2 separate regions of the Homo sapiens genome follow, and region 2 is linked to region 1. Evidence: chromatin loops called from intact Hi-C (ENCODE). Cell type or tissue: ascending aorta. All regions are shown on one strand. Each heading gives the region's core, and the rest is flanking DNA. Links, peaks and the distances in the headings are about the cores only. Region 1 holds the start of SLC22A3 (solute carrier family 22 member 3). Region 2 overlaps SLC22A3 (solute carrier family 22 member 3).

Region 1 (12,414 bases), core at 2,553-10,552:
ACTTCAGATGAATAAATTAAAATGATTACCTTTTTAAGAAAAGTTAATGTCAGCATGTTTTTACAAAAGCCTGCGGTTGTGGGGCAATTGATTCTTATTATTGCTATTTAACCAACATTTATTGATTACTATGTGTTGATTAGCTCTGTGCACCAGAATGTCTGGTGGCGACTGAAATGTTCTCTCTCTCTCTCTGTGCAAGCCAATGTGTTAGTTCCTGCACTTGTGGCTGCTGAGCACTTGGAATATGCCTGGAACATAATTATTCATTTTATTTAATCTTAATAAATCTACGTTTAAGTGGGCACAACATTTTGGATGGTGCAGATATAGAACAGATAACGGATGTTTCAAAGATACAAAATTGAGAGTGATTCGGTTTTTCTCTCAAAATGCCTACAATGCCATGGAAGAAAAAAAGTGCATACGTGATTTAAAACTAAGACTTCAACTGATTTTTGTGGAATTTGATAAAATGTAAAGGTTGTGTGGAAGAAAAAGAGTCCAAGAATAGTCAAGGAAATTTTGGAGAGGACAAGGTGAGGGGAGAGGAAAGGTGGGATTTGTCTTATTAGATATTACCAGATTCAGTAGGACAGAATGAAGGCTCAGAAACAGATGGAAGCAGGGGCAGGAACCTAATTTAGGAGACAGGCAATAGTGTAAGTCAAGAAGAAGTTCAGTTAAGTGGCATCTGGGCAAGTGGTTGTCCATTCGAAAGAAATAAGTAAAGTTAGATCCCACCATTCTCTGCACAAAAATAACTCCAGAGATATTAAACCTCAATTTGAAAAATAAGATTTAATAAGAATATATAGAAGAAAGTACTTAAGATCTCACACTAGAGCAGGATTTTTAGAACAAGTCTAAAAAAGCAGAAGCTATGAAGGAGGATGATCAGTTTTACTATACGACAATTTAAAATTTGTGTAGCATCCAAGATGCTAAAAGTTAAAAGACAATCCCCAGACTGAGAAGATTGTATATATACAGCTGGCAGAGAAGCAGAATACACAAATATGCAAATAATTTCCCAAAAATCCAATAAGAAAAAAAACCGCCACAAATAACAAAGAGAGCATAAGCAGATGATAGGAAGAAGCAACTCACAGAAGAGAAAACCTGAATGATGAATAAATATGTAAATGTGTTAGTCACATCCCTGACTAGATCAGAACAATGGGGCCACATTTTTCATCCATAGTATCTGCTAGCGTGGTTGAGTCTAACAAGACCAAGTGTTGGTATGGACGTGAAGCAACTCATGTGTTGCTGGTGGGATGTCAGTTGAGGACAGCCATTGACAGCAATGTCTAGTAAAGTTCAAACATGCACACTTATGGTTCATCTAGTCTACTTCTAGGCATTTATCTTTGACCAATTCTTGCATAAATACATAAAGAAATATGCACAATATGTTCACTGCAGCACAATTTGTAATTGTGAAAAATTTTAAATGAGCTAAATGTTCCCCAGTAGGGGAATGGAAAAGTCATAGGATGACCTTTCAATAGAAAGACACAAGAAGTTAGAGTAAACGAGCCCGATCTCTATATATCAAGGCTAACAGGTCTCAAAAATATATTGTAGAGTAAAAAAAAGGAGGGACAGAAAGCTACATAGAGTATGGTACCATTTATGTAAAATTTTCAAAGCACTCTAAATACTATCTACTGTTTCGTTGCAATACCTGTGTGTTAAAGGCTTCAAACAGATAAGAATCATAGCTTCCTGCGAATTACATCTGGGCAAGAGAGGCCTGGGGCCTTGCGGGTGCCCACTCAGGCCCTACTCCTGACCTCCTCAAGGGGCAAGAGGTTGCGCTCACCTCAAGCCAATCACCCTCACTCCCCAACCCACTTCCAACCACACTCTGAGAGCTGGGACCCTGGGATTCCCTGCCCGGTAGCTCTGAGCCCCATGTCCCAAAGAAAAGACCTAATGGCTGCCCCAAGGAGGAAGGGAGGAGACAGAGGATAGGATCTGAAGCAACAGGAAGGAGACTCCAGTCGTGTCTGTGATATGTCAGGACTTTATAACAATATATCCAAAGCAAACATAAGATGATGTTTGCTAATTCTGGGGGTGGGTGGTGGTTTTATCGCTCTTTTTATTATTAGCTGACTCTTACCTAGCACTTATGTTTCAAGGCCTGTTCTAAGTGATTTGCATTAAAAATGAGAGGGTTCTATTATTACTCAGTTTCACAGAAGAGGCTAAATAACTTGCCCAATATCACTCAGCTATAAGGAGGAGAGGGGGATTTGAATCCAGTGGGTCTGGCTCCCAGGTCCACCATGTAGCTAGCAACTATACTGGATCTATCTGTCCATAGGCTGAGATGACTTCCTTTAAAAAAAAAAAGTAATTAAAATTAAAATACCCTGACAACCACAATACAAAAAAAATATAGTGAACTTCCATGAAAATTTTCTTAGATATGTTAGGAGCACTGATGGGGACTGCATTGCTGAGGGAGGAAGGCCGTGGTGGTGGTTGCGGAAGACTTTAAAGAGGGGCTGTTGACATTTGAACCAGGCCTTGCTGGGTGATGGGCAGGGAGGAATAGGGGGATGAAATTCTAAGAAAAGGAAACTTTGTGTGTACAGGCATAGATTTTAAAAATTTCAAGAAGAATGTGAAGATTGGCAAGTAGTTCTGTTTGGCTGTCCACAGGGAACAATTTGAGGAGAAATACAGGTTAGGAGCTAGAAAGGGAGAGTGAGAAAGGAGGATTTTAGAAAACAAGGCAAACTGCTGAAGGTGGCACCCCCAAGCTGCACTGTGGGAAGATGATCCCAAGTGCAGGCTGGACCAGAGGACAGGTGCTGCAGGGACAGAACCCTGAGGGGAGCCCAAGGCAATCACATAGCTGAGATGAGGGGACATGTGAGTGTGTATGAGTGTGTGTGAGTGTGTGTGGTGGGGGAGTCAAGAAGCATCTGTTTATTTCACAAATATTTACTGAGCACCTACAATGCACCAAGCACTGTTCCAGAAGGTATCGATAGAAGAAAATACAAAACTGTCTGCCCTCATGAAACTTGAGTTGTAATGGAGAGACACAGATAAGATAAATAAATAAAATGAATAAGTATAAATATAAATATATGATAAATGAATAAAAACATATCTATGACAATATATGGTGATGATAAGTGCTTTGGAGACAAAGCAGGAAAGGGGGGAATGTGCTAGTGTATGCAGAGGTTGGGGTGGGTTGTTGACTGGTCCCAGTTCCCTGAAAATTCACTGACAAGAGGCAGATGGCTAGAAGAAAAGGTGTACTTATTTATTTAAGGTGTACATGGGGGCCTTCAGAAGGAAGGCCCAAAGATACAGGGGAAATTGCCTAGTTTTATGCTTAGGTTCAACAAAACATGGAGAGCCCTGTCGAAATAGGATTGGACCAAAAGGGTGTGATCTGATGCTGATACTGAGTGAGGAAACCCAGCGAGGCCGGTGGCTCTAGATTCTTCTTGGCCTCTCTGAGCAGCCTTTTTTTCCTTCTGGGTAAGGGGCAGGTTCTTCTGTGGAATGGGAGGTCTTAGGACTGCAATCAACAAGGTAGAACAGTTGATTTCTTTATGGCCAGTTTTTACACAGACAAGTGAGGGAAAATCACAGTGATATTTTTGTTTTATGACTGGCTTTGGGGAAAAGCGTTCTGGTTTCGATGGCTAGCCTGGGGGAGAATGGGACCGAGAGACAGGAGGGCAGAAGATGACACAGAGACTGCTTCTGAGGCCTTCATTTTGGCGTATTGTTTTCTGAGCTCCAACATTGGCAAAAGGGGTTCCAAGCCGAGATGACCTAAGAGTACAGGCCTGAGGAGTGAGTGGTGTCCCCGCCATACTGAGGTTCTGAGTCTGGGCCCAGGACATGGTTGCACCGAAAGGCAGGGCAGGAAAGGGGAGCTGGGTTGGAGGGGGACAGACTGAGTCTGGGGTCCAGCGGGCAGTTGAAACTGCTGGTGAGGACATGAGGCCAGTTTGAATCCAAGCAGCCTGGCTTCAAACTCCTTGTTCCGGAGGAGGAACCGCAAGTCCTCCCAAGGCCTTGGAGAAAAGTGAGCTAAAGGCAGAACGTGGGCCGATAACGTGGGGGCGTGGGGGGACCGCGACCCAGCCCGGGGAAGGCGTCCCAGCATGGACCCAGCAGCCTGGGCAGCCTGGGCGGGAAGTTCTGATCGCGCTCTGCCGAATTGGCAGGCGCAATAAGTAAGCGGAAAAACCAGGATTCAAACCAACCACCAACACCCTTCCCTGGCGTTCAGACCGAAGGTGGGTGGGAAGGCCCTGGCGAAGGAGGTCTGCATCAGGCCTGGCCTTGAGGCGATCCCTTCTCACCCCAAACCTCCTGGACGCTGAGCAAGCCCCTTCGCCTGTGTGGGTTGCCCGGCTGCCCTCTGGGGAAAGTTGGGTGATCAAATCCCAAGTTGTAGCTCTCGATGGGTCGAGGGCGATGGCCAGCGCTGTGCTGGGAACGGGCAGCCCTGCCCTGCCCTGCCCTGCCCTGCCCTGCCCTGCCCTGCCCTGCCCCACATGGGCGCAGGAGGCCTCCGCACGCGCAAGGGCCAAGGGCTGGAGGGGGCTCTCCCGGGCACAGGCACCGGACCCGGGGCGCGCGCGCGCGTCCTTAGTCCCCGGGCTGCACTCCGGGCCGCTGAGAGATCGGGTCCCAGAAGTTCCGGGAGTGGTCGGGTGACCCTGGAACTTTCTTCTTCTGGAGCCCGACCTGGGGCTGACTGCAGAGCAGGCTGCTGGCAGGGACCAAAAGGAGCTCCGCGCCAGGCCGGAGGCTGCGCCCGTCACTCGCGGTCCCGGCCGGGTCCCTGGCGCGTAGTCAGGCCGCACCGCCCGAGCCCCACCGCGCGCCCACCCCGGCCGGGTGCGTCCGGCTCGCGGCCGTCCCTCCCGCGACCTGTGGCCCGGGGCTGCTGCGGGCGCCCGGGGAAGAGAGGCGGGGGCCGCGGGGGGCAGGAGGAGCGGCTGCGGCCGGCACAGCGCCAGGGCGAGTGAGGCGGGTGGCGCGGGGGAGGCGGCGGAGTAAAGAGAGGCCGCCGGCTGGGTCCGCGGGTCACTCCGAGGCGCGGGCTGCGGGCGGCGGGCGGCGGGCGCACCATGCCCTCCTTCGACGAGGCGCTGCAGCGGGTGGGCGAGTTCGGGCGCTTCCAGAGGCGCGTGTTTTTGCTGCTGTGCCTGACGGGCGTCACCTTCGCCTTCCTCTTCGTCGGCGTGGTCTTCCTGGGCACGCAGCCCGACCACTACTGGTGCCGCGGGCCAAGTGCCGCGGCGCTGGCCGAGCGCTGCGGCTGGAGCCCGGAGGAGGAGTGGAACCGCACGGCGCCCGCCTCCCGCGGCCCAGAGCCCCCCGAGCGCCGCGGCCGCTGCCAGCGCTACCTCCTGGAGGCGGCCAACGACAGCGCCTCCGCCACTAGCGCTCTCAGCTGCGCGGACCCACTCGCCGCCTTCCCCAACCGCTCGGCTCCCCTTGTGCCGTGCCGCGGCGGCTGGCGCTACGCCCAGGCCCACTCCACCATCGTCAGCGAGGTAAGGGCGCCCCGGCCCTTTGGAAGCCGGCGGGAGAGGACGATGCTGGCTCCCAGGCGGACAAGCCGCGTGTGAGACGCTGGCCGCCAGGGGAGGTCGGTGGAGACGGGGACCGGTCGGCTACCTCTGGGGACAGACAGGATTCAGCGCACCCTTGGAAGTGCCGCGTCGTAAATGCTGGGAAAAGCCTTTCGTTATCTGCCTGAGCCCGTGAGTTAATGCACAGATACTTTGGTTTCGGGTGTGAACAAAAACTTTCTTCGAAGCCGAGTTGTAAACGCCTGGCGCACGCCTGCTCAGGAGTCAAAGACCCAGCACCGCGTTCCTTATCTTTGAGGTGTGCGGGCGCCGTCATTGGAAATTATGGTTAGGTGCGCGATAGGGAACTTCAGTCTCTGGGGTGAGCGACGTTGGCAGTTCCGGATTCGCTTATGGTCTCCAGGGTCAAAGGAAAGGGCGAACCAACGTTTGAAGGCAGCAGCAGCTTTTTTCCAGTTGCCCAAATGGTTACTCAAAATGCAAGGGGACAAAGGTCGAGGCTTTCCCGGGGAATGGTTTTGGTAAAATTGCTTTGGGGCAAAGAGCAACATCTGGGATAAGTTGGGAAAACTGAAGTATTGGATAAATTTTAGTTTTTTTTTCTGGTAATAAATTTTAGGAACATAGCGGGAGGGCCACAGCCTTCCAACGCAAATCCCCAACCCATTTACAGGCGGAGGCTGCTGCCGGCGGGTGGGCGGGGGCGATCCCCACATTTTGGGCAGTCAGTGCATTTGGAAGTTAGGGGAGCTTCCTTCACCCTTGCCCTCAGTAATCTGTTTCTGCATCCTTGCTGAAATGGAAGATTGCCTCTCTGTGAGGTCCAGATATAGAGCAGAGTCACTTTGTAATAATCGGAACTCAGAAACGGCCTCAATTGAGCATGGGTTGCAGAGATGAGCAGTTTTACTGAGCTTTGTCTACAATCACAGCTTAAGTTAATTTTAAAAAAAGATTGAATGTGATCAGGTACATTAGGAAAAAAGGTTTGTCTTTTTTTTGTGATAAACTTTAAAAAATCACCTACTTGAAGAGTGGGGAAAACACTGGATGAGGAGGTAGGAGCGCCCTTTCTGCCGCTGTTGCTGTTGGTCTGGTGAGCTTATCTCGCTGCAGTTGGGAGTGTCGGTGGTTGCAATTGTACATGTTTTATACGCCATGTGCTGGTGTGTTCGCACAGTGGATGGCTCTATGCTATGTGCTCCAGGGATAAAACCCATGGCAGGACAGCCAGGCGATGTGTGTATGTGTTTGGGATCTTTCTGTAACGCCGTGTGCTGCTGTGTTCGCACAGTGGATGGCTCTATGCTAAGTGCTCCAGGGATAAAACCCCCTGGCAGGACAGCCAGGCAATGTGTATGTGTGTTCAGGGTGTTTCTATAATGCCACATGCAAGTGTGTTCGCACACTGAGTGGCTCTATGCTGAGTGATCTCAGGATAAACCCCCCTGGCAAGACAGCCAGGCAATACATATGTGTGTTGGGATCTTTAATTTCTACTTAATCCATGGTAAGGCTGGGGACTGCTTTATAATTGGTGATGGTCTGGTTAGAGATTTCACAGTTGAAAGGACAGGGCATGGACTTGGATGAGAGAGGGCATTATCTCTGTGAGTCGCATCTGTTAGGTGGCTTCTTCCACTCCACTCAGCAGCGCTGCCTAATGCTTACTTCCCAAGTGAACCAGAGGACCCACATGGAGGGCAGACAGCTGATTTTTGGAGACATTTAAAGATGAAGAATAAAACGAGCCTCAACAAGTGCTCAAGCGAGGTTTGCATGAGTGAGTATGATCCATGGACATCAAAGAAGACAGACATAAAAATCTGTAATTTAATGCTCTGACGGATACTTTGGAAGCATTCTGGAGTTGCAGGGTTACTAGCATCCCGGGGTTACAATAAGGTGATTTTATGAAGATCAGTGGCTACTAAAATGCAGTGTGGAATGATGGAGGGTCAGGGGCTGGCTCGGTCTCCAGCTGGCTGTGTGGCTTGGGTGAGTTACTCGCCTTCTCTGGGCTTGTATTTTTCCTCTGTAAAATTAGCCATTGGATTCAGCCCGTTACAATGCTCCAAATGCCATCAGGGTCACCACCTGGTTACTGTTTGGTGTGCCCAGAACAATGATTAAAAAGTCTTTAAGAAAGTAGAATGATATTAGGAATGTACCCCGTAAAGCCCCAAAAAAGTTTTTGAAATATATTGGAGAGATTCTTTTTTGTTTTGTTTTGTTTTGTTTTCTTTGAGACGGAGTCTCTCTCTGTCGCCCAGGCTGGTGTGCAGTGGCGTGATCTCGGCTTACTGCAAGCTCCGCCTCCCAGGTTCCTGCCATTCTCCTGCCTCAGCCTCCCGAATAGCTGGGACTACAGGCGACTGCCACCATGCCCGGCTAATTTTTTGTATTTTTAGTAGAGGCGGGGTTTCACTGTGTTAGCCAGGATGGTCTCGATCTCCTGACCTCGTGATCCGCCCGCCTTGGCTTCCCAAAGTGCTGGGATTACAGGTGTGAGCCACCGCGCCCAGCCTCTTTTTAAATTCCAAATAGTTTTGTGCTTCTTTTGGTTTGTTTTTCATGTTTGGTTTCTTAAGAGGAAAACCCCCATCTATTCATAAAGTTCAACTATCCAAAACAAGTCAGCAACTCTCTGAATTCTGCATAGCTAATATTTTGCTGTCTTTGGTTCAACTAATTTTTTTCTTTCAAATTCTGTCTGATGAAAGGAACTGTAGTTCCATCTTCAGCTAACATTATGTATCCAGTGTATTTTTATAAACTTGAAGCCTAAGATACAAATCATGCAAAGGGGTGAATTGGGAGAGTTTACAAAGTGGGCGGGATGACCAGACTCCAGAATGCCTCCATATAGCTATAATACTTCATCCTTGCACCATGGTGGGAGGGGTATCATTGTCCTGGCTTCATAGAAGAGAGACCTGAGGACCTTCCAGGGTCCCACGCCATTTATGTAGCCAAACTGGATTCAAATCCGGGGGCCTTGATTGTAAGTCAGTCCACTTTCCTCCATAAAGTGCTCAAAATCCTTCAAGCAAGTCCATGAAACATAGTACTCAGATCTCTCACACTTTATAACCTGCAGAAACCTCGTTGAAACTTTGTATTTATTTTCTTACTATCATGGTCCTCCAATGGGCTACTTTGTTTCATTTTACGGTGTCAGGATCCACAGTCAGCCAGACTGGCAGATGGGGAGGCTGTGCTTTCATTTGGTGGGAATGGTTCTCTAGCCTCCTGATGTGAAAGTTGCAAAATGGTCATTTAAATCTCATACACCACCTTCGCATCTTACAACTTGAGATAGTTCTAAGACACTAAGTCAGAAATCAATGCCAAGGGCACATCCCTTTATGGCCAGCTCCTAATTTGTGTCTCCTGCTCAAGGCAAGGCAGTGGATTTATCACCCACATTGAACTTCCTCAGTGGAGACTTTTCTAATGTCCGAATCTCGGCCTTATCTTGTTGTCAGATATTGGGCAGAATAAAATACAATGTAACGCAGAGAAGCGAGTCTGACCCCCTGTCCCAAATATTTCAATTCACTGCCCAGGGAGTGTCTTCAAGATTGATGCTAGGATTTTTCAATGCTTGCTAATATGGTATGGATGAAAAAAAAAGAGCTTTTCCCTAGGCTATCACTCAGAGCAGGGCTTCAGAACACCTTTAAAAATAGACTGAATCACATTTGTTTTTCCTTTCCAGATCATTTTGACTTGGAATCACTTTTTCCCTTCCAGATTACCTGGCTGAATCTATAAAAACTGAATCCATTGTTTGTTTTTATTAGAAGAGTGTGTCTTTCCCATACTTTCTGAAACATCAACAATTCAACAAAAATTTTATGTTGGCCCTTGTCCCTCAGAGTAACTAGTCCTTTCTGTTGATGACAAAAGTGTTTTAATAGTGTAATAGGTTTTTGTTTTGTTTTGTTTTTTGACAAAGTCTCGCTATGTCACCCAGGCTGGAGAGCAGTGGTGCAATCTCAGCTCACTGCAACCTTGCCCCCCGGGTTCAAGCAATTCTCCTCCCTCAGCCTCCTGAGTAGCTGGGATTACAGGCACCCGCCACCGCGCCTGGCTAATTTTTGTATTTTTAGTAGAGACAGGGTTTCAGCATATTGGCCAGGCTGACCTCAGGCGATCTGCTTGCCTAGGCCTCCGAAAGTGCTGGGATTACAGGCATGAGCCACTGCACCCAGCCTAATAGTTTATTTTTAATGGAGTGAAAGCAGGACTCTAATGAGTGAACAGCCACCCCACTAGGTGTCTGATTCTTGGTCTAGGCAGCAGAATGGCCAAACAGATTCATGCAGCAATGCTTTCTGGACCTCAGAACAAGGAAAATATTTACAATAAGGACCTTCATTATGAGAATGTGCAAGAGTATCTCCTGCTCCTCTCTGGCAGCTGATATTTTGGATTATCAACATCAGTTCAGCTGAAGTTTATTTAGCATTTATTTTATTCTAGGCACTGGGCTAGGCTGGGGATACAAAGATACACGAGTCTTTCTCAAAACAGCGTGAAGCTTGGCAGGGAAAATTGCAGCGATAATGTGATGACAGTGGCTGTGGGTGTGATAAAGGGTACCACCCTCTGATGGGACAGAGGAGTGAACCAGGGCAGAAAGTACATTGACCTTAACCTCAACCTCTGAGTACAAGGAGGAGTCCAAGAGGAAAATATGAGGGAAAAGATGTTCTATTCTCACACCCTCTCATCTTCATTATTTTCTCTGCACCCATTTATTTTGTGCCCTCAGGAGCAGTGGTTGGTGTGCATTCTCGGGTCGCACACACAGGGTTTGGAATCAAAAGACGAGGGTTGGAGTTCAGGAATTTTCCTTTTTCACAAACATCTAGGGCCCTTTTCAGATGGTCCATGGACCACACAGAGAGACAAGCTGGGTGTTTCTTAATGAGGAGCATGATGAGAATATAATGACTGGGAGAGAATTGCCAGTTCCACCAAGCACACCCTGGAGACTCTCAGAGGGGAACATTATCCCTTTATCCTCAGACAGGTATCCCAAATCTTATCAGATGAAATGCTGCTGTTTATTTTCAGAGAGCTTTGAGCTCTCCAGGGATGGGCAACTGATAATAAAATCCTGGAATTAACTGGGGAGCGGGGGAAGCCCACAGCTGAACCACACTTTCTGGGAGTCTTGGTAAACCTTAGAAAGGAGCTTTGGGCAAAGGTAGGGGACTCCAACAGATGTTGCAGAGACATCTGTACTTTTGGACCCACGGGTTATTTTTGGCATTGACATCTTAGTAGAGTGGAAAGAATACACATGTCCTTTGGTGTCAGATAAATCTTGTCCTAAATCCCAGCTCCTCTATTAACTTGAAGGGCAAGTCAACTGAGCATCTGCCTGAGCCTCAGTTTCCTCAGCACTAGAATGGGTACAAGAATGCCTGCCTTAGCAATTGGCTTGACATATGCTTGCAAAGTGCCTGGTCATAGGTGGTGCTCAGAACAGTTGGTTCCTGTGAACACATAAAGACCCTTAAGCCAGGTGGGAGTCAGGAGGGAGGGAAGGAACAGGCTATGGGCCAGATTTGACCCTGGAGCTGTAAGTTTGCTGATCCCTGGTCTAGCATAATAAATCACTGATAAATTTGCCTTAAATATAAAGAGTCAAAGCCTTGGCCAGTTGTGGTGGTTCATGCCTGTAATCCCAGGAGTCTGAGGCCAGCCTAGGCAGCATTTTGAGACTCCAACTATACAAAAATATTTTAAAATTTTTAAAAAATTGGCCGAGTGTGGTGATGCATGCCTGTAGTCCTATCTACTCAGAAGGTTGAACCCAGGAGGTCGAACTGTGCTGCTGTATTCCAGCCTGGGTGACAGAGGAAGACCCTGTCTCTAAAAAATAAAATAAAATATCTCGGACACTAATTTGCTCTAAAGGCTGAGAATACCGATACTTTCCCACTGGACCCCACAGGTAGGTCATATTTCCCAGCTTCCCTTGAAGCTAGAGAGGCCACGTGTCTGAGTCCTGGTCAGTGATGTTGGGGAAGTGAATGTGGAACTGCTAAGCCTGGAGCCGGAGCAACCTTCCTCCTGCAGTCCCCGGAGGATGGTGGAACTCTTACACGGAAGGATATGCGTTCCTGGAGGCATGCGAGGCAGGCAGGAGCCCCACAGCTCCCCTCCACACCAATTCATCTGCACAGGAATATGGGATTGCGAATAAGAAATAAGCTTTATTGTGTTACACAACTGAGGCTTGGGAGACTGCTTGTTGCAGCTCTTCCTGTTAGGCTGCTCTGACTCATACAGCATCTTAGTGTGCTTCCTGGCAGGGCACAGGTCACGAGGCTGTGGGCACCTGACAAAATGGTATGGAGGCTGGTGCCTCTAAGAGCATCCTCCCCTAGGTCTGGTACACAAGGTCTCTGTGCCTCCACCCCATGTCTCCGCCTATAGAGGCTTTTCCCTCTCTTAGCCCCCGGGGCTCCCACTCTCCAGGCAGTCACCCTGGGACATGTGCCACAGCTGTCCTCCCCTTGGGCTCTTGTGTGCGCTGTTTCCTTTCCTTTCCTCAAAATACCTGTCTTTCCTCGGCCGGGCACGGTGGCTCACACCTGTAATCCCAGCACTTTGGGAGGCCAAGGTGGGCAGATCACGAGGTCAGGAGATCGAGACCATCCTGGCTAACACGGTGAAACCCCGTCTCTACTAAAAAAAAAAAAAATACAAAAACGATTAGCCAGGCATGGTGGCGGCTGCCTGTAGTCCCAGCTACCGGGGAGGTTGAGGCAGGAGAATGGCGTGAACCCGGGAGGCGGAGCTT
Region 2 (12,414 bases), core at 2,933-10,932, 79 kb after region 1:
TCATGTATGTTGCTCCTTTGCCATTTGGTCCATTCTTGTGTTTTCAGCAAAACCAGTTTCCACAATCCAAATTACTGTGCTTCTCGACTGTGGATAAATGAGAAAATACTCCTCTCTGTGAACGCGCTCCTTCGTGGAGACAGTAATGAGTACAACTTCCAGAGCTCTGCGCAGCCAGCAACCCTGGCAGGAGTCCCTGTGTTATTCATAACCCAGAGCTGTGTTGCCATGGCAGTACTGCTTGCTAGACCTTGGACCCACCAGGAAAATTATCTTTCTTCATGAAATAATCCTAAGAAGAGAGATGTGGCTTGAGGAGCAGATGAAATTCATTTAAATTCCACAGCACTAGATTGAACATTGATGTACACAGATGTGCCCCTTTGACATAGATGAAGCTGGAGGAAATTGTACTAAAAAGTAAGTAAGTGAGAAAACACATTGTCATTCAATCTCTTGAGGTCCCATCCAGGAAGATGATAAAAAAGGTATCAGGTGCTGGATTTTCATGGAATCAATCCTGCTTTCCCTAGAAAGAATTAAAATTAAGATCCATCTCATAAATGGGTGGATGAACACCTGGGTTGTGTTGGCATAGCAACACTTCTTCATGTGGGGGCTGATGGTGGGACCCACCCACTCATACAAACAGCGTGCGGCCCATGCAACACAGAGATGGCTAGATTACTTGGTCTGGAAAAAATAAGATGGTCCTGCTCTGTTTTCTTTTTTCTCTGAATTTGGTGCTATTTGAGAGACGGAAATAGAATTTCATATACAGAAAGGCAAACAGATTGAGACAAAGTCTTTGTAAGGTGTCTGAATAAAGGAGGTGTTAATTGGTGATGAAGTCCTTTTATCCTTTGCGGGAGAAGGATTTAGATGATGTTAGGGAAAACAGCCAGAACCAAGAATATTTTTCTGCTACAGGAATCTTTTGTGTAACAGCAAAACTATGTCACCTTCTTTTTTTTTTTAAGTTATACTTTAAGTTCTAGGGTACATGTGCACAACGTGCAGGTTTGTTACATATGTATACATGTGCCATGTTGGTGTGGTGCACCCAGTAACTCGTCATTTACATTAGGTGTATCTCCTAATGCTTTCCCTGCCCCCTTCCCCCACCCCGCAACAGGCCCCGGTGTGTGATGTTCCCCTTCCTGTGTCCAAGTGTTCTCATTGTTCAATTCCCACCTATGAGTGAGAACATGCGGTGTTTGGTTTTTTGTTCTTGCAATAGTTTGCTGAGAATGATGGTTTCCAGCTTCATGCATGTCCCTACAAAGGACATGAACTCATCCTTTTTTATGGCTGCATAGTATTCCATGGTGTACATGTGCCACATTTTCTTAATCCAGTCTATCATTGTTGGACATTTGGGTTGGTTCCAAGTCTTTGCTATTGTGAATAGTGCCACAATAAACATATGTGTGCATGTGCCTTTATAGCAGCATGATTTATAATCCTCTGGGTATATACCCAGTAATGGGATGGCTGGGTCAAATGGTATTTCTAGTTCTAGATCCTTGAGGAATCGCCACACTGTCTTCCACAATGGTTGAACTAGTTTACAGTCCCACAAACAGTGTGAAAGTGTTTCTATTTCTCCACATCCTCTCCAGCACCTGTTGTTTCCTGACTTATTTTTAATGATTGCCATTCTAACTGGTGTGAGATGGTATCTCATTATGGTTTTGATTTTCTCTGATGGCCAGTGATGATGAGCATTTTTTCATGTGTCTGTTGGCTGCATAAATGTCTTCTTTTGAGAAGTGTCTGTTCATATCCTTCACCCACTTTTTGATGGGGTTGTTTTTTCTTGCAAATTTGAGTTCTTTGTAGATTCTGCATATTAGCCCATTGTCAGATGAGTAGATTGCAAAAATTTTCTCCCATTCTCTAGGTTGCCTGTTCACTCTGATTGTAGTTTCTTTTGCTGTGCAGAAGCTCCTTAGTTTAATTAGATCCCATTTGTCAATTTTGGCTTTTGTTGCCATTGCTTTTGGTGTTTTAGACATGAAGTCCTTGCCCATGCCTGTGTCCTGAATGGTATTGCCTAGGTTTTCTTCCAGGGTTTTTATGGTTTCAGGTCTAACATTTAAGTCTTTAATCCATCTCGAATTAATTTTTGTATAAGGTGTAAGGAAGGGATCCAGTTTCAGCTTTCTACATATGTCACCTTCTTTAGTGATGAACATGGAGGGTAAGCAGACAGGGAATCCTGGATGTTCTTGTTAACACATTCTTGTCTCCTAGCCGCTGTAACCTCAGCCCTGGAGTTGACAAAAGAATCTGTCCCAGTGGGCCACAGATCCTAGGGATTATGGAGTTATTGCAAAGATCCACAAACCATTAGCAACCAAGCCTTGTCTGTTGAATGAATTAATACATCTTGGATTAAAAAAAATGTACTTTCTTCAGATAAAATTAAATACAGTTAGAATTAATAACCAATAATAAATTGAAAGGTGTTATTAAATCATAGTAAATTTGTGTCATTATGTGGTCTCAAAGAACAGAAGTGAAGAGCACAATTCCTGTCATGTGGGCAATCTTTAAATTTTTTTGACATTAATCAGACATCCTCATACTCAAAAAGGATGAGTCACTGTAAGCACAAATAAGGTGTCTCTACCTGTTGCTGAGAGTCTTGACATACATAAACTTCATGACAACAACTTCTAGGATCCCTTCATTTCTTTCATTCAATAAAATACACTTGAGTTCATTATATTTTTATCTTCCACTGACCTTAGGGACAAATTCTGCATGTTAAGTAGGGTGGATTGAGTGCTGTGACTCCCAACTGCCTACTGTCTCTCAAAGGTGAATAGGATGGGTTGAGTACCACGGTTCCCAGTTGCCTGTCTCTGAAAGATGAATCTTGGCCTTTTCTGGCTTACATTTCAGAGCCAACACATGACAAATAGTTTAGATCTTGAGGAAGACTGAGGAAGGCTTATGGAATACTCAGCACAATTATTTTTATGGCACAGAGTGAAATAGAGATTGAATACTTACACACGTTTTGATTAGTATGTGTGTTCCACCAGGCTTACACACTTCTCTTTGAGATCTGATCTAGACACATTTTTCTAAAGACATTTCAGGTATTCCCTCTGCAGTTCATAACAGTTTATGCACTGCATTGATACAGGCTGCTCTCAAGTTAGCAGGGGACAGGTTTTTGATGTCAACTAAGTGAAATATAGTATCAACTTCATGTAGGGTTGCTTGCTGCCATCCCCTTTCTTTCCACAATTCTGTAAACAACTTGGTACATTTTGTTGTCTAGAAATAGCCAACCTCTAAATTTAAACAGGTTGAGTATTAAATTATTGCAGTGAACATTTTTTCACATTAAAAACTGAATCACAGAATTCTTATTTGATCACCACATGTTTAGAAAAACTATTTTAATGTCACTGACATGAAGTTGTCCCAGAAACGAAAGGGTATGGGTATACACAATGTAGCAGTCATTTATCTTCATTTGTTCCTCCATTTATTCAGCAGATAGTTACTGGGTGCTGTATTCAAGGCATCTATTTTTAAAATAACCTCTGTGAAATGTTCATTTCAAAAATGTCTCCCCAGATGCATTCAAGATGCCTTCTATTTTCTCTAATCCTCTATAATTGCTTTTCTTTTTCCTTTTTTCTTTTTGAGCTGTTTTCCTTCTCTCCCTCCCAATAATAGGTCTTTATTTAACTATACTTATTTTCATCATATAAATATGCACAATATAACTAAACACGAAGTTGAAGAACATGCATATAAGACATGTCTTATATGCAATGTCTGGAAATCACTACAGTGTGTTTTAATTTTGATTGATGTACACATAGCCTTTCACATTGAAATCTAGGTAAGGTAAGTACAGCTATTAATTATGGAAACTAGTCTATATATTTGTTGGAATATGATAAATCAAGTCACCGTTCAAAGTTGAATAAATAGTGAACACAATATAACATTAATGCAGATTAATTACCATGGCCCAGAGACCAGCCATGAGACATAACATGCTTCGCTGTCAACAACATTCAGGATTGGAATTCCAGAGATGGCGTGTGCTACTGGCTTATGGCTGATACGTAAGAGAATCTCATCTATCTCTAAATGTTCTGCCTTAAGCCGCACAAAGGACGTACCAGTGAACAATGAGTTACCATGTGCAGAAAATATTCTGCAAATCAAGAACCAGAAAAGTAAGCAACCCGCAAACTCCAAAACTCATTACATGATTGTGATCTTTATTTTGAGGTGCATCTAAACTGATCTTCAAACTCTTCAGCTATACCTGACTTTCTCTGGAATACTTCTCAGCATTTTCAAACTAAACCAAAGGCTTTCTGAGTTACATAAGGAAGGCAAAATTTGGATATTTGACAAATTTGGAAGCACTGAAAATGGAGGAAATTCCGAGATGACAGTGGTTTTGGTTCTTGTGGTTCTTGTGGTTTTGGTTCTTGTTTTTTGAGGGGTGCAGAGTTGGGTTACTTAAGACTCTGTGCATGGCTCAGGCATCATTGGGCTGTGCAACACTCGTCTCATGTCCTACTTGATTTTCTTCTCCCTTTCCTCCTCTATTCCCACTCTTCCCTCGGCAGGTTCCCACTCTAATGTGTCTGATTTATATGTTTGCTATTAATGTGTTCTTATGAAGTGGAGTGTGCTGTGTGTATTCAGGTGATATAAATGGTATTGTGCCACTCCAGATCTTGTATTTCTTACTTTTTCACTCAACTATGTGTTTTAAGTGTCTACCCAACTTGTTCATGTGTGAGTGCATTGCTTCCAACTGTCGTGTGATTTTCATTAGGCCATACCTGCTGTGTCTCTGGTCTCCATCTTCCTAATGATGGGCACCTGGGTTGCCTTCAGTAATTGTGATCGGTGTTTTCATACATGTCCTTTTCTGACCTGCGTAAGGCTCTCCATGGAGTTCAAGGCCTAGAAGCGGATCCCTTGGGTCCTGGTGTGCAGGCAAGCTTTGGACCCTGAATAACGCCAGCTTGCTTTCTGTGTCTACCGCACTAGTGGGACTTGTGGGTCCCTATTGTCTACATCTAGATTTAGTATGCTTCAGTTTCCTAATTTTTCCAGCCCCCTCAGTGCTTTAAGTTGCACATCTCTAGTTACTGGAGATTCTTTGTACCTTCACTGGAGCACTTGGAAAACAGAAGAAATCAAAGGGCAGTCAGGACTCTCCCAGCAGGCAGGGACCAGGTCAGAGTCAGGATGAAGACAAAGCACCCTGAGCAAGAAGCAATGGAAGAGATGCTTGTGACCCGAGCTGATGGGGAAGGTTGAGGGCAACGCAGAGACCCCACTGCCGACTTGCCAAGAAAACGTGCAGGAAATGAGGGAAGGCTCCATTTTCCTGAGAAAAGGGATGGAGGAACATAGGCAGCATCAAGCTCCAGCTACTGGCTCTTTGAGAATGTAGTCGGGACTTGCCCCAGTCACCCTTGCCCTGAGAACTCAGTGACTGGGGCTAATGTCACCCTGGCTGTCCTTGACCTGTGCAGAAAGCACTGCCAACCCTGGACAGTGGGGGAAGGGCCTTATGTGCCCAGGCCCCAGCAGGAGACACCTACCAGGAATCTAGTGGGACAAGGTTTCAGGGATCCTGGAATCCTGCCCACACCCAACAGCTGGAACAGTTCCCTCAGCTGGCGAGTGGACAGGTGGTCTGATGAGCTCATATGTTATTGATGATGATGTTAAAGACCATGTTCCCATAGAAATAATTCCCAAAGCATTCAGAAGACTGAGAAGAAGTGATGATAAGAATTGTTCTGGGCAGGAGTGTGTAGTTTTGATTTTTACTTGTGATAAAGCAGAGGATTTGCTTGAATTCACTCAAACTTGCTTTTTCTCTCTCTTCAAAACAACTTTGGCTGACCAGTGTCTCATAGACACTCAATTTGCCTTTTCATGGAACTCAAAATTTTGTGTATCCATACATGCTACCATAGTTTCAGGCACTGGGCATTTCAAAAATGTGATATTTAGAACCTTTCTATTTCCGTGATGACTGTTGGCATAGATGCTGCTGGAGATTTCGATGACATGTTGGATTCAGTCCACGCAAGTTTTGATGCATATTCCCTTAATTTCTGAGCCTTTAGAGTTAGAGTTTTAGAACTGAGAGTACATTCTCTTCTTTTTTCCTTTCTCCTCTTATGTCAACAGGCTCCCTTCCCCACCCCCCCACCCACACACACAAACAAAAAATAAAAATAAAACGCTCTCAGCTTTGCTTTTAAGAAATGAAGAAATGTTCCAACATGTGACCCACAGCTGCAATCCGTTCACCTTTGCCAATACTGAGGCTGCCCTCTGGGTCCCTCCTGGGACTGCATAGATAGAGGCCCATTTGCTGTTCTGGGCAGCATGCCCAGTCATCTAGGAGGTGGGGGACTGGGGCACTCTTTCAGGCCAACTCAAACTAATGGAATAAAATATCTTCTCCATGCAGTGTCTCAAAGAAAGAGCCACCTGGGCTGCAGGTGACCAGACTCGCTCAGTGCAGCACGGTAGCTCCTAGCCTCATGTGCAGTCAAACACATGAGATGTGGCAAGTCTGAACTGAGATGTGCTATCAAGTAAACTGTACAATGGATTTCAAAGATTTAATAGGAAGCAAAGAGTATGGAACGCCTCATGAATAATTTCATATTGGTTACACCTTGAAATGATCATGTTTTGGATCTATTGGATTAAATGAAAAGTATTATAAATTAATTTCCCCTGTTTCTCTTTATGTTTTTTAATGTGGCCACTAGAAAATGTAAATGTACTCGTGTGGCTCACATTATATTCTTACTGGACAGCATTGGTCCAGAGGACTGGGATTTATTTTTAACTACTTTAATAAACATCAAACATTTGTGATAATTTTAATACAAATATTTCCCCATCGTATATGCTCTTGCATGGTAAATATTTTATCTACTCTTGTTTTAAAGGATAAGGAGGTTTTCAAAAATTGCCGAAGTACTACAGGTAATTTGGCAAATTCTCTTTTATGGGTACCAGATAGTGCTATTTCCACCCAGAAGCTGGCTACAGCTCTGTAATGTGACATGCTTACTCCTGGCTATTCTGGGCTGGTCCTCGTCTGACTAATGAGCTCATTATCCACTGGGCAGTGGGATGGAAGGACATGAGCACCTCAGCTGTCACTGCCGAGCTTCCTCCCAGCCCCACCAGGCCCTCTGGTTCCTGATGCTTGTCTGTAAGACCAATGGGTACTTTAACTTTTGAAGGTGGTTTCTGGTTCCCCCAATCGGTGAGCCCAAAGACCTCAAATAACATTTTATTCACACAGACTTCTTAGAGATGAAAAGTTTCTAGAGAGCAGAGCCTTTAGGGAACTAGTGATGATGCATTCACTGAATAAATCACAGTATTATACTCAAGAGCAAATACGTTTTCTTTCTTATTGGTGTCATCTTTCCTTGTGAAATACGGCAACTGATGAAGAAGTCTCCTATTGAGAATAACCAGACGAAATCACAAGGCTAGACAAGCAGCTACTAACACCATCCCCTTCCCCCTGCCCATGGTAAACCCTGCTGGCAAATGTATTTCTCCCTCCTAAACCTGGGAGGACTCACGTTTCTGCACCCAGAGCCCCAGGTGGAAGTAAACAATGGGAGTGAGCCGATGAGGTGGGATTGCTGTTCCTTGACTCTTAGTGCTTCTCATGCTAGTCTCCTGGGGATGCAGTTAAAATGCAGATTCTCTCTCTAGATCTGGGGCGGGGCTTGTTCAGCAGGCTCCCAGGGGAGACCAACGCTGCTGACTTGTGGGTCATACTTTGAGTTGCAAGGTTGCGTACGTGGTATTTGCCAGTGTGCACATTCATGAAAAAGTATCCTGCCTTAAGCCTGGTAGATCCACAGTTCCAAATCAACATTAAATACATCTGGTATACTTAAGAAAATTCAACATAAAAAGAAATCCATTTCTTAAAAAAAAAAAAGGCAGAGCAACCATTCTCTTTATCTGAGGACCTTTAAAAGCATCTGCCTTTATGTGTCACAGCATTAGCTACTAATTACTAAAGGAAAAAGTGCTGGGTGAATTATCACCTGAAAATAAAGTAACTCTCAAATGTTATAAAACATAAGATTAATGTTGACAGCCTCTGTTACTATGACATATTGTGTGCCAGGTGTGTGTGTGTTATAGGTGCATATATGTATATATATACACACTTGTATGTATCTGTGTATATGTACACATATCTATGTATCTATATAGACAGATGGGTTATTTAAATGAATTTTCAAAACACTAATAAGGTGTGATTTGATAAATGAATAATATTTAATAATAATATTAAAATAATATATTTGAATATTATTATTCTCCTGCTACTGATGAGAAAACTAAGGCTCAAACAGTTTAAGTAACATGCTAGTAAAAAAATGTTCTGAGTAGAATACCACATGTCTGGCCTAACCCTGACTGTCTTTTTTCTGACCCGAGACCAGTCCTCCACGTGGGGAGCTCTGAACACCATATTTATAACAGATGGTTATTTATAATGTCTTTCTCTTCTTTGGCAATTTAAATGAAGACGTCAACTTGAAGAAATGTTTCACCAGGAAGAATTGCAAAGAGAGCTGAATTAATCAAAGAAAGACGAATAAAGTGTTCTTTTAATATGGAGTACATAATTGTTGATGGAAAACACAGTCTTGGCAGAATTAAAAGATAATCAAAGAGATGAATAGGGCAAATAGCAATTCAGCTCATTAAATAAATACAAGGAAACTAACCTCTGCAGTTTAACCTTGAGCGATACCTTTTCCCATGAATAGAGAGTGTCGATACTAGGCAACAAGCCTCTGAACAGATAGTGTTACCCGGAACATCACCCTTTTCTCCCTTTGCTTCAAATCAAAACCAGCATCCCCCATTTAGACAGCATAAAAGGTATGACAAAACGGGACGCCAAGTGAGACACTGTTGATTCTGTTTCTATGAAATTCTAGAAAAAGCAAAACTGTCATGACAGAAAGCAGATCTGGGTTTCCAGAGCCCAGAGTGGGGGGAGGGGACTGACTTCACTGAGACACAAGGAAACTTTTGGGGATCATGGAAAGGGTCCGTACCACGGTTGTGGTGGTGGTTATAAGACTATATATTTGTCAAAAGTCTTCAAAGTGTGCACTTAGAATTGCTGAAGTTTATTGTACATAAATTACATGTAAATATCATAAAGTGCATGTAAATGGTATGTGAGGTAATAAAGCAATTTTTTAAAAACAATTTTAAACCTGGTATAGCATTTTGTTTTTTTGTGTGTCTGACTCAGACCAGGCAAAATTTAGTAACCCTTTGGCAACAGAAAATCAGCACAGATATAGAGCTAGAAGTTATTGTAAAAGAATAATAGTGGCGGCCGCCACGGCGCAGGAGTTGCCAAGATTTTCCTGGATGAATTCCATCCAAGATACGGTTTTAAGTCTCTCAAGGCCTTTGGATGCCTAGAAAGTGGGTCATCTTTCAGAATATCTGCGTCACTGTGGAGATGTTAGTAAATCAAAGACCAGCTGGATTTGTCCTTAAATGTAGCAAAATATGTACTTGCTTGGAAGTACTCTTAATCCTTTCATTCACTGGACAGGGAAGACTGGTTTCACAGTCCTGACTCCCTTCATTCGTTATCAACACCTCGTATTTTTTTTTTGGTAGATGATATATATGAGGCAGTAAACTTGTGGTCTGGAAAAGCAGAGATCATATTACCACTCTGTTTTAACTTCTAAAAGTTTGAAATTAAGACTTATACCAGGTATTTTTATGGAGTGGATTGGAGTATAGAAGCAATTATTTTAACTATTTGCTAAAAAAAAATTGCCTAAAATATTCAGTTATTAAAGGAAAAGCATTGTTCTGGATTGGATTCTTCAGATAATTCTGCTTTTGGCAACAAGTAACAGAAAACCAACTTAAATAGGTTTGGACAATAAGGACATTCACTGGCTCGTGTGTCTGGAATTCTAGCAACAGCAGCATTCAGGGTTGGCCAGACCAGGATCTCAACAATCTTATTAAACCATGGTTTTCTTCTCCTCTCTCCACTCTGTTGACAGGATAGCTTCATCTTAAGACTTGTTGTCTCATCAGTGTAAGATGACTGCTAAGTTGTATGTGAGCCCACAATTTCCTCATTCATTCCTTGAAGGAAGAAAAAAGATTTCTTCAGGAACTTCTGACTTAAAAGCAATGAAGGACTTTCCCAGAAGTCCATTTCTCATTGGCCCGAATTGGGTTGTATGCCCATTTCTCATTGGTTCAAATTGGGTCACGTGCCCAGTCACTGACATGGAGGATACGATTTCCCTAAACTAATCAGGCCTCCCGCTACAACTAGAAGGAGACTCAGCTCCCACAAACATATGAATTGATGGTGCGGGAGAGTGTAGTGGGAATTCTGTTAGGAAAGAGAAGGAAGTCAACAATCGGGTACGCTGTGTCTAATTTAAGTCCATGACTTTAAAAGTGAGCTTTTTTTTTTGTTACAAAAATAATGTAGGCTTAATTTTTTTTTTTTTTTTGAGACGGAGTCTCCCCGACACCCAGGCTGGAGTGCAATGGCACGATCTCGGCTCACTGCAACTCCGCCTCCCAGGTTCAAACGATTCTCCTGCCTCAGCCTCCCGAGTAGCTGGGATTACAGATGCCCACCACCAAGCCCAGATATTTTTTGTATTTTTAGTAGAGACGGGGTTTCACCATGTTGGCCAGGCTGGTCTCGAACTCCTGACCTCGTGATCCGCCCGCCTTGGCCTCCCAATGTTAGGCTTAATTTTTAATTTTCAGAGATTATTTGTAGCTGAAAAGAAGAAAGTAATTAATGAAATGATACGGCATACTTTTAAACAATAAATATCATATTCTACATACTGCAGACACATTACCGCATAATGGTTAAAAATACAGACTTTGCTATCAACCTCCTGGTTCATCTTCTTACTGTCTGTGTGTCCTCCTTGGGTAAGGTACATAGCTTTCCTCCACCTCAACTTCTTTCTCTCTGTAATAGGAATGATAGTAGTATCTGTACAAGTTTCTCCAGCACTAAGCCTCTCATTCAGGGGTCAGCAAACTACAGCTTGCAGGCCAGACATGCAGGCAACCTGTTTTTGTAAATAAATTTTATTGGAAGCCATTTATGTATCGTCTATGACTGTTTTCACACTACGATGGTAAAGGTAAGTAGTTCCAACAGAGGTCTTAGAGCTCACAAAACCAAAAACATTTAATATATAGCCCTTTGCAGAAAACGTTCGCCAACCTCTAGGTTAATACATAAGATCTTTATTTTCTTGTCAAAATCTAACATGTCATAATTCTGTGGTCATTGAGTGACTGGAGATCTGCCAGAGAAAGGCAATTATCTACAGAGCTAACATGAAAGCAAGAGATGCTCCTTTATTTTATCACTTAAAAACAGTGAAGAATCATGAACAACTGAAAAATCTACAAATGTGTTTAAATGTCAAATTAGGCTGGGCATGATGGCTAATGCCTGTAATCCCAACATTTTGGGAGGCGAAGTCAGGAGGATTGTTCAAGCCCAGGAGTTCAAGACCAGCCTGGGCAACACAGCAAGACCCTGTCTCTACTACTACTACTACTACTACTACTACTACTACTGCTACTAATAAGCCAGGTGCTGTGGCATGCACCTGTGGTACCAGCTACTCAGGAGGCTGAGGTGGGAGGATTGCTTGAGTCGGGAGGTTGAGGCTGTAGTGAGTCATGATTACACCACTACACTCTAGCCTAGGTGACAGAGAGAGACCCTATCTCAAAAAAAATTTTTTTAAATTTTTTTAAAAAGTCAAACTATCTACCTGAACTGACCAGAGATCTTGAAATATGTGATGTAGGATTTCCCTTCAACTCTGGGATGTTGGAACTGGAAACTTGAGTGAGAGTGAATTTGTTCACACTCATAGCTAGTGGATAGAAGTCATAGCTCTCAGCAGAAGTCTGAAGAGGAAATAAAAGAGAGCCAGTAATAAATTGCTGTGAATATTTCTTTTGAAAAGCAAAGAAAAAAGTATTGCCACCTGTGTGTGCTGAATGGACAGTGGTATTGATATGTAGACAAGGGATCCTGTCAGGGAATCCCTGGAGAGAGAAGAGTCTGAGACTGACACTGCCCGGCAGCCCCAAGTCTGAGTTGTGGAAAAGCCCTCAGTAAAAGGAAAAACTCATGGCAACGAGTTGGTGGTGATACTTTCATGGAGGAACATTGTCCTTGCAGGATGGGTGGTTTTAATCCTGAATTTAAAGATCTTTAAAATCTAAATTATCTAGTCAAATTTTTTTCATAAAACAATGTTTTAATTAAAGATTCAGTTTTAGGTCAAGTGCACA

What was found. Peaks named below come from ENCODE experiments on the same cell type or tissue, not always from the same donor. Only the 100,000 strongest peaks of a DNase experiment are listed, where the experiment ranks them.
Region 2: it touches region 1 in a loop (2.2-fold over the local background); 11 of 110 quality-filtered maps call a loop at or near these places.

What each region holds. Positions count from the first base shown.
Region 1 is chr6:160,343,297-160,355,710 of GRCh38, forward strand. SLC22A3 (solute carrier family 22 member 3) reads left to right here and starts at 5,082. Exons shown (of 11, transcript NM_021977.4): 1 at 5,082-5,552. The coding sequence starts at 5,124. In ascending aorta, for the core only: a CTCF peak has its summit at 5,630; a DNase peak (open chromatin) is centred at 5,075; H3K4me3 peaks cover 5,996 bases; H3K27ac peaks cover 7,034 bases.
Region 2 is chr6:160,421,866-160,434,279 of GRCh38, forward strand. All of the region lies in intron 5 of SLC22A3 (solute carrier family 22 member 3), which reads left to right. Among named protein-coding and RNA genes, the nearest start is that of SLC22A3, 80 kb to the left of the region's middle. In ascending aorta, for the core only: no CTCF peak of the experiment used is centred there; DNase peaks (open chromatin) are centred at 5,631, 6,376, 9,045 and 9,486; H3K4me3 peaks cover 386 bases; H3K27ac peaks cover 5,515 bases.